Regions from separate parts of the Mus musculus genome. Here region 1 is linked to region 2. The links are chromatin contacts, found by Hi-C in ENCODE. All regions are on one chromosome and are shown on one strand. The core of a region is the stretch at or near the end of the contact, and the rest is flanking DNA. Distances in the headings are between cores, read along the strand shown. Region 1 holds the start of Cltrn (collectrin, amino acid transport regulator). Region 2 holds the start of Piga (phosphatidylinositol glycan anchor biosynthesis, class A).

Evidence for each region. A loop is a pair of places that touch in the nucleus more often than their neighbours do.
Region 1: a loop to region 2 is called in a map of heart, with 2.5 times the contacts of the local background. The contact joins the promoter of Cltrn here to the promoter of Piga in region 2. A Hi-C loop is called at or near these places in 4 of 37 maps with a recorded cell type or tissue (heart, left cerebral cortex and regulatory T cell).

The regions. Positions count from the first base shown.
Region 1 is chrX:164,085,188-164,092,572 of GRCm38, forward strand. It overlaps Cltrn (collectrin, amino acid transport regulator), which reads left to right and starts at 5,000. Exons shown (of 6, transcript NM_020626.2): 1 at 5,000-5,143; 2 at 5,502-5,560. The coding sequence starts at 5,086.
Region 2 is chrX:164,416,319-164,423,601 of GRCm38, forward strand. Piga (phosphatidylinositol glycan anchor biosynthesis, class A) reads left to right here and starts at 3,462. Exons shown (of 6, transcript NM_011081.3): 1 at 3,462-3,522; 2 at 6,266-7,045. The coding sequence starts at 6,328.

The DNA.
Region 1 (7,385 bases), core at 3,750-6,249, 330 kb before region 2:
ATTTCAAGAATTAGAAAAAGGAGACAAGAAACATATACTGGTCATAGAAATAAGGGCTTAACAAATTATAAACTGCTAATAAGTCAGGAATCAGAACAGAATCAAAAACTAGACCCAGGATCTTGTTCTTTCTCCAATTACATGAATAGGTAAATCTCTGGCAATTTCAATGGAAAATGAGAGAAACGAATACACATACTAAAAAGCATAAACAGAATCTAGTAGCTGGGCCTGCTGGTGCTGGTCTGTAATTTCAGCTACCCTGGAGCTGAGGCAGGAGGAATGAAAGTTCAAGGACTGAATGGGTTACAGAATGAATTCAAGGCCGACCTGGACAAGCGAGACCCTGTCTCAAATTAGAAATAAAAAAAGAAACAGAAGAGAGGCTACACACTTTCAATCCCAGCACTCAGGAGGCAGAGGCAGAGGCAGGTGGATTTCTGTGAGTTCGACTGCAGAGTGAGTTCCAGGCCAGCCAGAGCTACATAGTGAGAACCTGTTAAATGAATAAATAAATAAATAAATAAATAAACAAACAAACAAATAAATAAATAATAAAATATGAAAGAAAAGAGGTGATGGAATAGAGTCCAGTGGCATAAACATAGAAAGGGCTAGAAGTCTTTCATATCATTTTCAAAATGATGCTGTAAGGGCAAGGGGGGGGGGAATTTTAAGCATTGGTTTAGAACATGATACTATACAAATAAAATAAGCTGAAACCAACTCTGACCAGGTAGGCAGATGAAGAGGTAGCTTAGCAGTTAAGAGTGCTTGTTGTTCTTACAGAGGATCAGAGTTTGGTTCTAGCACCTGGGACCAGATACTTAAAACTAGTCCTGTAACTCCATTCCAAGGGAGGTCTAATGCCATAACTTGTTCTCCTTGCGTACCTGCTTTCATATACCAACACGCAAACACATGCACCAACACAGTTGCAAATAAATCTCTTTTCAAAGGATTACAGGACAAACTATTAATGCTAAAGTTAAAGTTGGAAGCAAAGTTTGTTTAAGGGTTTAAATAATGTGCCAGGTGTGGGGGCTCAAGCCTTTAAGCCCAGCATTCACAAGGCAGAGGCAGGTGGATCTCTGTGAGGTCAAGGCCAGCTTGGTCTGCATCGTGAGTTTCGTGCCAGAAAGTGGTATGTAGAGAGACCATACTATTAAAAATACAACATTATGAACTAACCAGTACCCCGGAGCTCTTGACTCTAGCTGCATATGTATCAAAAGATGGCCTAGTCGGCCATCACTGGAAAGAGAGGCCCATTGGACTTGCAAACTTTATATGCCCCAGTACAGGGGAACGCCAGGGCCAAAAAGGGGGAGTGGGTGGGTAGGGAAGTGGGGGGGGGGAGTGTATTGGGGACTTTTGGGATAGCATTGGAAATGTAAATGAGGAAAATACCTAATAAAAAATAATTCTAAAAAAAAAGATTCGCTTACTTGGATGTGATGACTCACACCTTTATGCCTTTAATACCAGCATTTGGGAGGGACTCACTTTGTGAGTTTGAGACCATCCTGTGCTACTCAGGGACAGCCAGCGCTACATAGTGAGACCCTTTCTCAAAAACAAACAAAAGCAAAAACAAAAAACAAACAACCACCCACCACCACCACAACTTAAACAAACATAGAAAAAAAGTTTAAACATTGCAAGAATTTTTTGAATGCAGCAGGTGGTTCAACCCCCAAGATCATAATGCGCTTATAGATAATGAAAAGGCAACTGGTTAAAGTGTACCTGTCAATTACTGATAGGCTCCCATGATGGCTCAGCAGATAAAGGCTGTGTGAGGAGGCCGAAGACCTGAATTAGGTCCTAGATTGGAAAAACAAATAAACAATCAAAACAAAAACAAGAGAAAACCAAACACGAAACGCTTTTCTCTGATCTCCACACAAGAGCCAAAGCCTATGTGCTTTCATGTGCTCTCCCCCTCCCCCTCCCCTTATCCCCACCTCTCTGTGCCTCTCTCTTGCACAGGCACACATGTGCACAAAACACTACCACCACACACATTTAATGAATAAGAAGTAAAAAATAAACATATAAACAAAGCCCCTTGGGAGCCAGGGAGAGGGCTCTCAGCAGGTGAAGGGGCTTGCTAAGCAAGCCTGTAGACACAACTTTGATATTTAGAACCCATTCAAGGGTCGAAGGAGAGGTGTGAATGTACAAAGTTAATATCTGACCTTCAGATGGGAAACAGCACTGCACACATGTGCTTCCACAATATGGTGTATACACCCCCCCACACACACACTCTCACACACACACCTGAGGAGATGAGACTTGGTGGGTTAGAGCACATACTGCCTGAGAATGAGGACTTATGTGGACTCAAACCTGGAACCCCCAAAACTGTAGTGGGGCAAAGACAGGAGGATCATTGGGGTTTCCTGATGACTCAGCTTATTTCCTGGGCCAGAATAAGACCCTGTCTCAAGTGGTAAGACAGAGTGACAGAGCAAGACATTCTCTCCTGGCATTCATGAAGCCACCCACATGAACCCACTCACACAAGTGAACACACTCATACAACCACATGCACCACAGGCATACAGAAAATAAGAAAACACATTTAGAAGTAAGAAGTTACCTTTATTCCATAGGTATCATTTCTTAAACTAACTCACTAGATTCTGCGGAATAGCAGCATTTCTTTAAGGAGAGAAGACAAGAGGCCATTTCAAGTTCCAGCATCATACCACCTTGTGCTGATTGTGCCAGTTTATGAGCCAAAACAACAGTTCATAGGAACAGACCAGAAGGTCCAGAGCTGTCAGGTATGGTGATGTACATCTATAATTGTGGCACTTGAGAGGTGGAAGCAGAGAATCAAGAGATCCAGGTCATACTTGTTTGTTCAGTGAGTATGAGGGCAACCTGGGCTACCTGTCAGAAAGAAAGAAAGAAAGAAAGAAAGAAAGAAAGAAAGAAAGAAAGAAAGAAAGAGAGAGAGAGAAAGGAAAGGAAAGGAAAGGAGGCAGGAGGGAAGGAAGGAAAAGAAAACGAAAATGAAAGAAGACAAAAAGTTCACAGCCAAGAAAAATGTGTGTTATTTTTTAAAATATGTCCACATTATTCATTCATACTGGTGGTGTTAGGTGTATTTAAAACCTTTCTTTTTACTTCTCCATATTTTCTTCTTTTATTATTTTATGTATATTAGTGTTTTGCCTTCATGTATGTCTGTGCACAACATGTGTGCAATGCAGTGCCTTCAGGTGTGTGTGTGTGTGAGAAAGAGAGAGAGATAGAGAGAGACAGAGACAGAGACAGAGACAGAGATACAGAGAGAGATATCAATCACTGGGAAACAAGAGCTGTTCAGAGACTTTTTCCCTTTGGAAATGAATGTTGTACACCGGCTAAGACTCAGTATTTTAGTGTGCTTTTCCTACAATTCCAGTCACAGCCATATAAGAGCATATGGGAATTTATTACTTTTATAAAGTGAAAGCCTACAAGCAAATTAAATTAGATGTCTGTGTCTCCAACACACCACTGCACCCTGACTGACTCCTTATCTCTCTGTGCCTACGGTCTTTTTCTTCTCATCTAGTTTTTTTTTTTCTCCCCTGAAATGAGGTCAGCTCTTTCCTCTGGGAAATTTCCATTGCATTTAACAGTGACATTGCTAGAGTGGCTGGCCTGGCTTGGCTGCCTCTTCCTCTGGGACAGCTTTTCTTCTCTCAACATCCCTGGTGCCAAGGTGGAGAAATGGTGGGTATCGCTCGACCTCCCTTGGGTGGGTCGAGCTGACAGAAGAGAGCCATCTCCAACATACCCTGCCCCCACCGTGTCTCTCAGTGGAACAGACATGCCCCTGCTCATAGCTTCCTCCTTGTTGCTTCAAAACCCAAATAAATGTCCTACTGAACATCAGAGTCATCCAGGCTCATCTTCCCACTCAGGACTTTCCAGGAAGGAACTGCCACGAGGGAGAGGAAAGCCCAGGCCTAGGCCCCAAGGAACTTCTATTGCCATGGTTGGTGGGATGCCCACTGGGGGAGAGCCTTCATCCCACTATCTTAGACCTCAGAGTATCTCAGGGGTTGGTTTTAATTTCAGTTTTGACCTCTTAGGACCAGAGACTCAGTGTAATGGTGATAAGCTTGAAGCTAAGTCAGGGTAGCTGGGAAAGGGACATTCTCCTCATGTCATTGCACCCAATGACTTTAACGCTCAGTCCTTGGATACCCCACATGTGAGACGGTTGTAACCACTGTAAGGATTTGAGAAATAATCAGGGAGCCTAGCTCACAGTAAGTAGTTCTTAGTCATTGTTAAATAGTTGCGCTGAACAATGTTGTCACTAGCACTGTGTAGCAACTTAACTAAATGACAGGTTCTTAGCAGTTCTAGCCCCTTTTAAAGGGTTAGCATTCATTTCTTCCTAGTGGCACCAGGACAGAGCACTGTTCAGGGAAGGTATCACCATCACCATCACCATCACCATCGTCATCACCATCACCATCGTCATCACCCAATGATCATCATCTCCAGCGTGAGGCTTTATATCATTAATGTTGAGTTTTAGACAGTAGCCAGATCTTAGAGTTTAACCTAGCCATCCTCTAGTTGGGAATTGTTAACCAACCAACAGTCTAGGAAGTCTTGTTCCCTTTACTCTCCAGAGGTGAAAAAGGAGTTATATTTGTTTCCTAAGTATGGTAGCCTGTCTTTGAATCAGATTGGTTAGCCTGAAAGGGCACAAAGATTATGCCAAAGAAAACTCCATGCTCTCCACGTTTAGCTTAACCAAACAACTACAGGAGGCAGGTGGGAGGCTTCTGATTGTGTCAGCTCAGGAAACATTCTTATGAGGTAGAGTTTGAGGAAGAACCCACTAACCTGCTTCTCAAATAGATTTTCGTAAATAACTGACAGGGGATGGTTCGCTTCTATGGACGTATTAACCCAACTGATGGGCGTTAATTATTAAACCTTTTAGATGGTGGCTCGCTGATTTCTCCGATACCCTAATCCGGGTCACAGAATGGTTAAAGCAGCTTTAAGTAGAGAGTGGATTATTTTCCCCTCAGTTTGTCTTCTGTTTGCGGCTCTGAAAGAATGTTGTGGGCGCTCTTTTTCCTGGTGACTACTATTCACGCTGAACTCTGCCATCCAGGTACGTAGCCTTGAAGCTTAAAAAATAAATTAACAGATTCCTGAATGCTTGAAAAGTCATAGAGTGGAGAAAAAAAAAAAGAATGATTTTTTTTTCCTAAGTCTTTGGACATGTGGCTTGAAAGTTGAACCAGTGACTCTTAGCAATCGGAAGGGAAAATGGGGGTGATTTCATAGGCTTTTTTTTTCTTTTAAGTTGCAGGGGCACTAGTACAGATCAATTGTAGTTCTTTGTTATGTTCATCTGGGCTGTGTTAAACATTAGGGTTTATCAGGCTCCGTTTTCTCACAGTTTATCCTAATTTACTGCTCTTTGTTGTCCCCCCCCTCCCTTTTCTTTTTCCCCCTCTCTCTGGCAGATGCAGAAAATGCCTTTAAAGTAAGACTTAGCATCAGAGCAGCTCTTGGAGATAAAGCAGTAAGTAGAACACCTGCTGGCTCATTTCAAGTTTTGTTTTCCAATAGCTCTGGGCTTTTCTCAAATAGATGGCTTCTGAGTCTTCAAGTCTGATCTTTTGCCAAAGCTAGATTACAGTAACATGGGAGTCACTGATAGAATGAGTTTTCTTAAAGTACACAATCAGTACTGAGTGATTGAAAATACATGGGGAAATTGTGTTATGGAAAACAGCTTTGAAAGCTTGAAAGACTCAGTCCAGCAACATAGAGCAAAGTGGGCTGTCTGGTCTGATGTAGATGTGTTTGTCTAGGTAAAGTCTGCCCTCCACTATCATGGGCATCTAAATGTTATCAGTCTGTTTTCTAGTTCTCAGAAAGAAAGACTGGTGCTACCAATTTATTTCATAGTACAAAATTATCCAGTTCTATGTGAAGCTTCAATTCTTCCCATCTATGAAGGTGACAGTACGGAGATTGTGCTTGAAATAATAGAAGTTTAAGATCCTCAGAGTCTATAGGGGGTGAAGAGTAGGAAAGATCACTGAATTAAGGAGATGCTATTGTCTAACTTTAGTGTCAGTGTCCTAGTATGCTCTGCATTAAAAAAAAAAGACCAGTAGGTGATATTAATGCCTCATACCACAAAAAAAACAAACAAAACCCAGATTGCTAAAGGGATTTGAAAGTATTCTACTTGCTAACTAATCAGCTGCCAGAGTTTTCATTATTCGTCTGATAAGTAATAGTTGTTATAGCATATAAAATAAACCTTTATCAAATCATTATTTATTTATTACTTCTTTGTGGAGGCTCTTCTAAACACTAAACTCCTATCAGCTTCTGAGCCCTTCCCCTTTGAGTACAGGTATATCCATTCTGACTGGATGAGTGAAAACATACAGGCCCAGACACATACGCGACTCTTTGAAGATCTCAAGTCAGTAAATGGCAGGAGAGTCAGACCCAGCGAGTTTGACTGCAGAGACCCTGCTCCCAGCCAGGGTATAAAATCTCTTATCACAGGATCTTTAGATTTGCCTGCATGTTAGGGATGTGATGGCAGCTAACACTGGGCTTGTCTGTTCCCTGCGGAACTTATAATAGTGAGAGTCAGCTGTGTGTCAAATAGTGAGTAAAGCAAATACGATGTGCAGTCTTAAGAAGCATTACAGGAAGGAGAAGTATACTGGTCTCTGGCCTCAGCAGGAGCCTCTGTCCCAGGCACTTCTGCAATGTCTAATGTAACCATGAAGAGACACAGAACAGAGAAGGAGGGAAGGATGGCAGAGGGCTGTCACATGTGAGCATAACAAGAATCTCCAGGAGCTCGGTGACCCTGAAGGATGGAAAGAAGACCAGGATGTCTGGAACAGAAGCTGTGAGGAAGAACACGACATTGAGGACCTTGAAAAAGGGGGACTGCATGGGAAATGTGTTTCATGCGGGCAGTGGGTGGGAGGGAGGTTGTTTCAAGACAAAGGAACTGTTTAAACCATCAAATGCTGGTGAGAGGCCAAGATCATTCTGTGAAGGCTGAGGAGGTTAGCAGGAGCTGTTTTTGCAAAGATGGAGAAGGAAAAAGTCAGATATTGGAGAGGGGGATAAAATAAGCAGGGTAAGTTGGGGGTGAACATGCAGAAGTATAGGTCACTCCTATAAATCCTTTGGATTGGTCTGGAGGCTGCTGAGTCAGGAGACTTGGGCTGTACTTCAGCTGGGAGAATACTTGCCAAGCATGTGTGAGGCCCTGAGTTCCATCTCTAACACCCCATAAGCCAGGCCTGCTAGCAGTTAGGAGATGGAGGCAGAAGGATCAGAAGTTCACGGTCCTTCTTCATTACCCA
Region 2 (7,283 bases), core at 2,212-4,711:
TCTTAGGCTCAGCTTACAGTGTTCTAGGGCTTTTCAAAGGTGCAAGCACCACCTTTGGTCAGATTCCCCACAGTAATGGTTCCATTTTCAAGTACCAATTTTCTGTATTTGTTATATTTCTCACTGCTGTGAGCAAAGGACAGCAGCAACTTAAGGGAGGGATTGCTTTGACTCACTTCTTTTTTTTTTTATGGTACGCAGCTTCAACTTTACCAGGATACTGGGGATCAAAGCCAACTCCTTGGGCATGCTAGGCATGCCATTGCTGACTTATTTCCCTCTCCAGCCCCACGTTTTAAAAGTGTTTAATTAATAACTTGTTCACATTTTCTAATTGGTTATTTACTACCAGTTGGTGTTTGCTTTGACATACTTTTCTCAAAAACTTTTATCTTGAGTTTTTTTCCTATTTATCTATTATTTTAATTGCACTTGGAGTGGATTCAATTTCCCTTGCTACATGTCTGTGTGTCTTTCTTAATATTACCTCTATCCTAATACTTTGGAATTTCTCTGAGAGAAATTCTCACCTCCATGAGAGTATGTCTGTGAGATATAGACCACACAAGCAGTGTTAATGGCATACTGAAGATGACTTTGTAAGTAGCTCAATTCTGTTAGTAAGGGTTTATCTCTCGACAGGCATCAACTGCTGCAATGAAGTTTTTCATATCCATTATCAAGTGTGTGTGTGGGGGGTGAGTATCAGGCAAGTTATCTGTTGCTGTGTGCTGTGTAACAAACTTCATTGAAACTTTGTATCTTCAGTCAAAAATGACTCTCGAGATGATGATTATGGTGGTGGTGGTGATTATTATTATTATTATTATTATTATTATTATTATTATTATTCCTGATTCTGTTGGTTGACCAGGATTGGCTACACGGTTATATTGTTCCACACAGCGCAGGAAGCCATTCAATTAAAGTAGAACTCAAGGTAAGATGGAATGGCCAACATGAGTCTCATTCTTCCAAGTCTTTCTCCATGTGGCTGTTCTCATTTAACATCCTGCCTAGGCTTCTTCACACAAATAACCATAAGCTCTTAAGAGGAAAGGCTACAACAGGGCATGGCCCAGTGCATAAACATTTACGAAGCATTTGCTGCATCTCGTTTGCTCAGGGTATCATTAGTGAAGCAAGCCACATGGTCAAGCCCCAGACTCAATGTGGGAGGGATTAAATACAGGTTATCAGTTGATGGGTCATTTATTGAAGGCCACCAATGTAAAAATTTCTCACAAAGCTAGTTCCTGTCCCTAGCCACACATGGATTCTGCCAGTATTTATTATTCCGTAGGAGCTAATCCCTGGTCCATGTTTTACTTCCACTCGAGATTTGTCTAGGGCCTAGGTAGCTTTTCATCTTGATTAACAATTTGCAATTTTGATTCTGCGTCTCTTTGGTTCTACCTCTCTCATTTATATTATATCTGAAATTTTCGATTTGAAGCAGAACAAGGAAGAGTGTCACAAAATAATGATTGAAAAATGTCATCTTTGCTGGAAATCTGGGTCAGCATCAAGTACATTTTCTTCAGCAATTTTTCTTAAGCATTCGACCAGTTTGCTCTAACTCTTACTGACAATGCCAGTATTCTGGCTAAATCTCTTCCCTACCTCTTTCTTGTATAATTGCACAAAAATATCTTTTGAACAGTCAGCATCTGCCTCTGTATCTTTATTCACTTTTTTTTTCTTGAAAGGATCTTGTTCTCAACTTTTATGGACACCCCCTACTTCTTGTTTCATAAATGTTGGTAGATAGAAATACTTTTTTCTCTGAAGCTCCCAGCCTTTTCCCACATATTTCCCTTAGCAATTCCTTTTCTCATAGACAGTTCCATATGCTTCAGTTTCATTTTGGTTTGGAAATAGTACTCTTGCCAAGTTTTCTCTTTGTGTACTTTGCATATAGATAGCCAGCCAGCTTTCACTACATGTGTGAGGTGCCTCCCACTCTAAAATTATCCAAGGAAGCTTATTTACATATGAATTTGCAAAGAACTAAATTTCAAGGGAAGATGCTGACTACTTTATTTGACATCTTTTCTTTTTAGACTATTTGATAGTACAACTGGCATTGGCTGCCTTCATACCTTATCATCAGAATATCCAGCACAGCAATATTTTAGTCAAATTCTAGTGGCTTCCAAGAACGTTCTCTAAAGCAGTGTTTCTTAACCTTCCTAATGCTGTGGTGTGATGACCCACAACCATAAAATTATTTTCTTTGCTACTTCATAACTGTAATTTTGCTACTATTATGAATCGTCATGTAAATACCTCCTATACAGGATACCTCAAAGGGGTCCTGACACACTGGTTGAGAGTCTTTGAAGGCATGCTTTGTGGTCGTTCAGGCAGAATACTACAGTTCAAATCTGCTACAACTTTTTTGTTTTGTTTTGTTTTTCCAGACAGGTTCTCTGTGTAGCCCTGGCTGCCCTGGAACTCATTCTGTAGACCAGGCTGGCCTCGAACTCAAAAATCTGCCTGCCTCTGCCTCCCAAGTGCTGGGATTAAAGGCGTGCGCCACCACACCTGGCACAACTTTTTGTTTTGTTTTAGAAAATACCCTTAACTTTACCACAAGCTTCAAGTGGATGCCAGTCATGGTGATGGTGTTGTTGCTTAGAAAACAATTTATTCTAGAAAATGCAGGAATGGCCATGCTGGGGAATCTGCAGGTACCAACTATAAAGAGCAGGTGACTATTACAACAATCGAGAGATTCTGTCTTCTTGGCCAAGCACAATCTGGCTCCAGACCGCAAGACAGTTTTGGCTGAGGACTGCAGCAGCTTGAGCGGGAGCGTTTCAGGTTATACCTAAGATTCCCTGACACCCCCCCCCCCCCATAGAGTTGTAAGACAAAAACAAAATCTGAACTTTTAAAAGGAAAGTCCTCAGTCTTTAGGACACGCACAGATATGTAGATCTAAGATTCAAAGTTCAGAGTTTAGTTTTGACTTGCTGTGATTTTTCTTTATTTTTGTACTTTTATGCATCACATTTAGCAATCCTGCCAGAATAACAAGAATGGATGTGGTTGGTTTGGCTGTGGTACCATACTGACTAGAAACGCCCTGGCCTTGATTTCCCCGCCCCCTACCCTGCCCTTCCTCTTATCCCCGCCCTCCCCGCATTCCCGCTCCTCCCCCCAGCCCCCGGCCCGGCCCGGCCCCGCCTGGTCTCTCTAACCGGAAGGAGGCGGGGAGAGACCGGGCTTCCTGAAAAGAGACGCAGTAACTAAGCAACCAGGGCACTTACGCCCGGGACCTTCCGCAGCTCTTAGGAGACGTGCTCCTGCGCTCGCTGACGCTACAATCCCGCGCTAGAGACTTGGGCCCGACTGGGCGTCTCTCTTCTACGTAATTCAGAACCTCTGTGTGATTGGTTATCATGGGGGCGCGGCGCTCGGATCGCGGACGCTTCTGATTGGTGCTTTGGAGCAGCGGGGCGGGATTCTGTTAACTGCCGCGGGAGGTCCGGACAGTGGCGGCCATGGGACTGGAGGGTAAGTACGCGTCTTGGCTGTCCTTTCTAACGTTCTCGGTCTCTCTGGATGGGGTTGTGCCGTTCTCACAGGACCGTGGCAGGCTGTGGAGGAGGTGAAGCCTACTCTATCTGAGGCCCGGAAGTCGGGTCCGTGGGTCTCCGTAATCAAATGGGGATTGAGGGTGCCTTGAGGGTTGGAACTGGTTCTTAGACTGAGTTTAGTAGAGCGAGTGACTGGAATCTTAGGACGTTTTTCCGAGTCCCTTTGGGTCTGGCCGGATCTTGTCTCATCCTGGGGTGCTGGCTGGTGGACCCGGGCTGATCCTCTTTGGCTCTAGTACACCCGAGCTGCCTCTCAGGGAGTGCGTGTGCACTGCCTTGGGACTGGATTAAAGTATACTTCTCTTGATTTCTCAGCCCTGTCCGAGCCCCCTCTAAGGATCCTCAGAAGCTTCTACTAATAAGGGAGTTCCCTGGGCACGATTGAGAATTTTGAGGACTTCTTGACTTTGTCATTTACATGGCTTGGGTAGGGAAGTTGTACAGATCGCTTAGCATGTAGGGCTGGAGAGAGAATTGACCAGATTTTACAGCCTCTATTCACTTATAGAAGCCAAGATTCAGTGAGTATTTTCACATACTTTCATTTGGTTCATTATTTCTGTTCTTATCATTCACTTCTTAAAACGGGATAGGACTAAAGGACCAGGTTTAGATGACACATGACAGTAGCACAGCATTAGCCACTTGAGGCTTTGCTTTCCCCTTTTGCAAACTTCATATTTTCTTGCTTCCATTATTTGTTTACTTACTGGTTGTAAATTTGGTCTTCCCTCCTCTTTTTTTCCAGTTTATGTGTCCGGGTGCCCCCATGTAGCTGTCTTACCCTGCCCTAGAACCCTCAATTCTCTGTCTCCCAAGCACGTGCTCCTTTCTTTCCTGCCTCCTCCCTCTGAATTTCTGAGACGATTTTAAATGTAGGTGAATTTGTGGGAGAAAATGGACACATGTAGTTGCAGGTGAGAGCTGAAACTCAGAGAGTTAGGATAGTAATCCTCCATTGAGTTCTTTGTAGACTTGTAGATCTCAACTAAGGCGGATTTTTGCCAGATCTCTAAAGCTGTGGCATTAAAAGTCTAAGCATCTATAGAACAGAGTATTGAATGAGCACTTCATATGAGCATCACTTTAGGGAACTCCTAAAGGGAACTTTTCTTAGCCTTAGATGTAGGAAAGAGCCCACATGTAAAGCCTGTGTCCTGTTCCATTTCCTTTCAGGGTCTACACTGAAAGGGTGCTCAGGGGAAAGGCTTCCATAATTAAAAGAAGGGTTCTGAAAAGAGAAGGGAGCAGTTTAAGCATAGCTATCCTTGAATAAGGAAGGAGAAGCCAGATTGTCTTCAGCATGAGCTCTAGGGAACACTTGAAGAGGGTGTTCTTAAAAAGAAAGCTCTAGTTCCAGGTACATTTTAAAGGAAACCACAGAGATAATACCAGCAGAGCCTTATGGGATGTACTGGGTCACTAGCTAAGCTGTGCAGCCCTAATCAGCACATTTTCTGTGAAGAACCAGATGGTAAATATTTTAGGCTCTGTGGGTCATCTGATTTCTTTCAAAGCCACAGAAGTAGCCATTCAGAATATAAGTGAATGGGCAAGCCAGGTTCCTGTAAAAATTTGTTCGTAAAAATAGACAATGTGCCAGTATACTTAGATTCACATCCTAGCCTGTTTTAGTATCCTTTTCTGCTTCACAACCCAGAACAAAAGGCAGTGCTATAAAACAGCCTTTTTGCTATTTTTCATGACTCTGGAATCTGCTAGACTTAGCTAGTGGTACTTTTATGAGTCTTTTCAGGGGTTTCTGTAGAAGGCTGCATTTAGCTAGAGGTCTGGCTAGAAATTGGGCGCAGGTAAGAATGTAGAGGTGGCTGGGTCCCTATCTCTCCATGTAGCTTGTAAGCCCTTTTCCTCTCATTGTCTCCCCCATGTCCTTCTAACCTAGTAGCTGTATGATAACTCCAGAAGTAAAAGCCATCGAACCTTTCATAGGCTGAGGTCAAAGATCTGCATGTCCCTTTTACCATGTCCTGTGGCTTACATGGTCCCAGTGCAAGGGAGATTCCTAGGTGCAGTGGTGCACACCTGTAATCCCAGCCCTCAGGAGACTGAGGCCAGGAATATTGAATTCAAGGTCAGCATGAGCTATAAGCTAAAACTTGGCTTTAAAAGTATGTGGGAAGGTATGGTCGCTAATAGCCTGGCACATTGTGTTCTAACTTCTTTAAGCTTTTGGCTTTGCATTTACACTATATAATTGATACCTTGTATAGGTCTGTCAACTAGACTATGGCCACATATAGAAAACTCTTAGTCTGTGTAGTGTTGGATAGATAGTGATTTAATAGGTAAGAAAGCTTAATAAGCTGATAAGAGTGATAAGAGAAGCAGGGAAATGGATGTTTAATTTTTTGAAAGAATTGGTTTTGTAGCAAACCATTATGCACTGTGACACAACGTTTAAAAGTGGACCAGTTTCCCAGCTCAGTTAACACATTGCAGAATCTCAGTTCTTTTGTCCTATGGCATCACCCTGCTAAGCAAGTAGATGTTCTCAAATGAATACGTTTATAGTGTGCTTTGCTTTTATTTCTAAGTGAAAAACTTTAAAAATATGCCTTAACATTAAAACTATTTCTAACAGGATTTGAGGTATGAAAGGAGATGCAGTTTTGAGCTGATGTCCTGCTTTTCTCTTTCAGGTGACAGAAGACACATTTCTTAACTGGCTTGCTCTGAGAACTGATGCTTGGACCACCTCAGCATGGCCAATAGAAGAGGAGGTGGGCAAGGCCAGCCTCCTTCAGTGTCGCCTTCCCCGGGTAGCTCTGGAAACCTTTCCGACGATAGGACCTGCACCCATAATATATGCATGGTGTCAGACTTTTTCTACCCAAACATGGGAGGCGTGGAAAGCCACATTTACCAGCTCTCTCAGTGCCTCATTGAGAGAGGGCACAAGGTCATAACTGTCACCCATGCTTATGGAAATCGAAAGGGCGTCCGTTACCTCACCAATGGCCTCAAAGTTTACTATTTGCCTCTGAGAGTCATGTACAACCAATCTACAGCCACGACTCTCTTTCACAGTCTGCCATTGCTCAGGTACATATTTGTTCGGGAGAGAATTACGATAATCCATTCCCACAGTTCTTTCTCTGCCATGGCCCATGATGCTCTCTTCCACGCCAAGACAATGGGGCTTCAGACAGTCTTCACAGACCATTCCCTTTTCGGATTTGCTGATGTCAGCTCGGTGCTTACAAACAAGCTTCTAACTGTGTCTCTTTGTGACACAAACCACATCATTTGTGTCTCTTACACTAGTAAGGAGAACACTGTACTCAGAGCAGCACTGAATCCTGAAATAGTGTCCGTCATTCCTAACGCTGTAGATCCTACTGACTTCACTCCAGACCCATTTAGGAGGCATGATAGTGTAATAACTGTTGTTGTTGTCAGCAGACTTGTTTACAGAAAAGGTAATGACATAGTAGCTCAATTTGCATTGACAGCTTGTTTTTTTTTCATTTCTTGTCGGAAACTGTTTAATACTTGTATGTTATGATTACTTGTCTTTTCATTCTGTATGGTGGCTTTAAAATGACGGGTAACTCTTGCAAGGGAAGGTCAGATAATCAGTTTATACATCTAAGAAGAGAAATGGATAGAGTGGCTATAAATGCTGCCCAACCTTTGATGTTGTAATGGTTCCCGAAC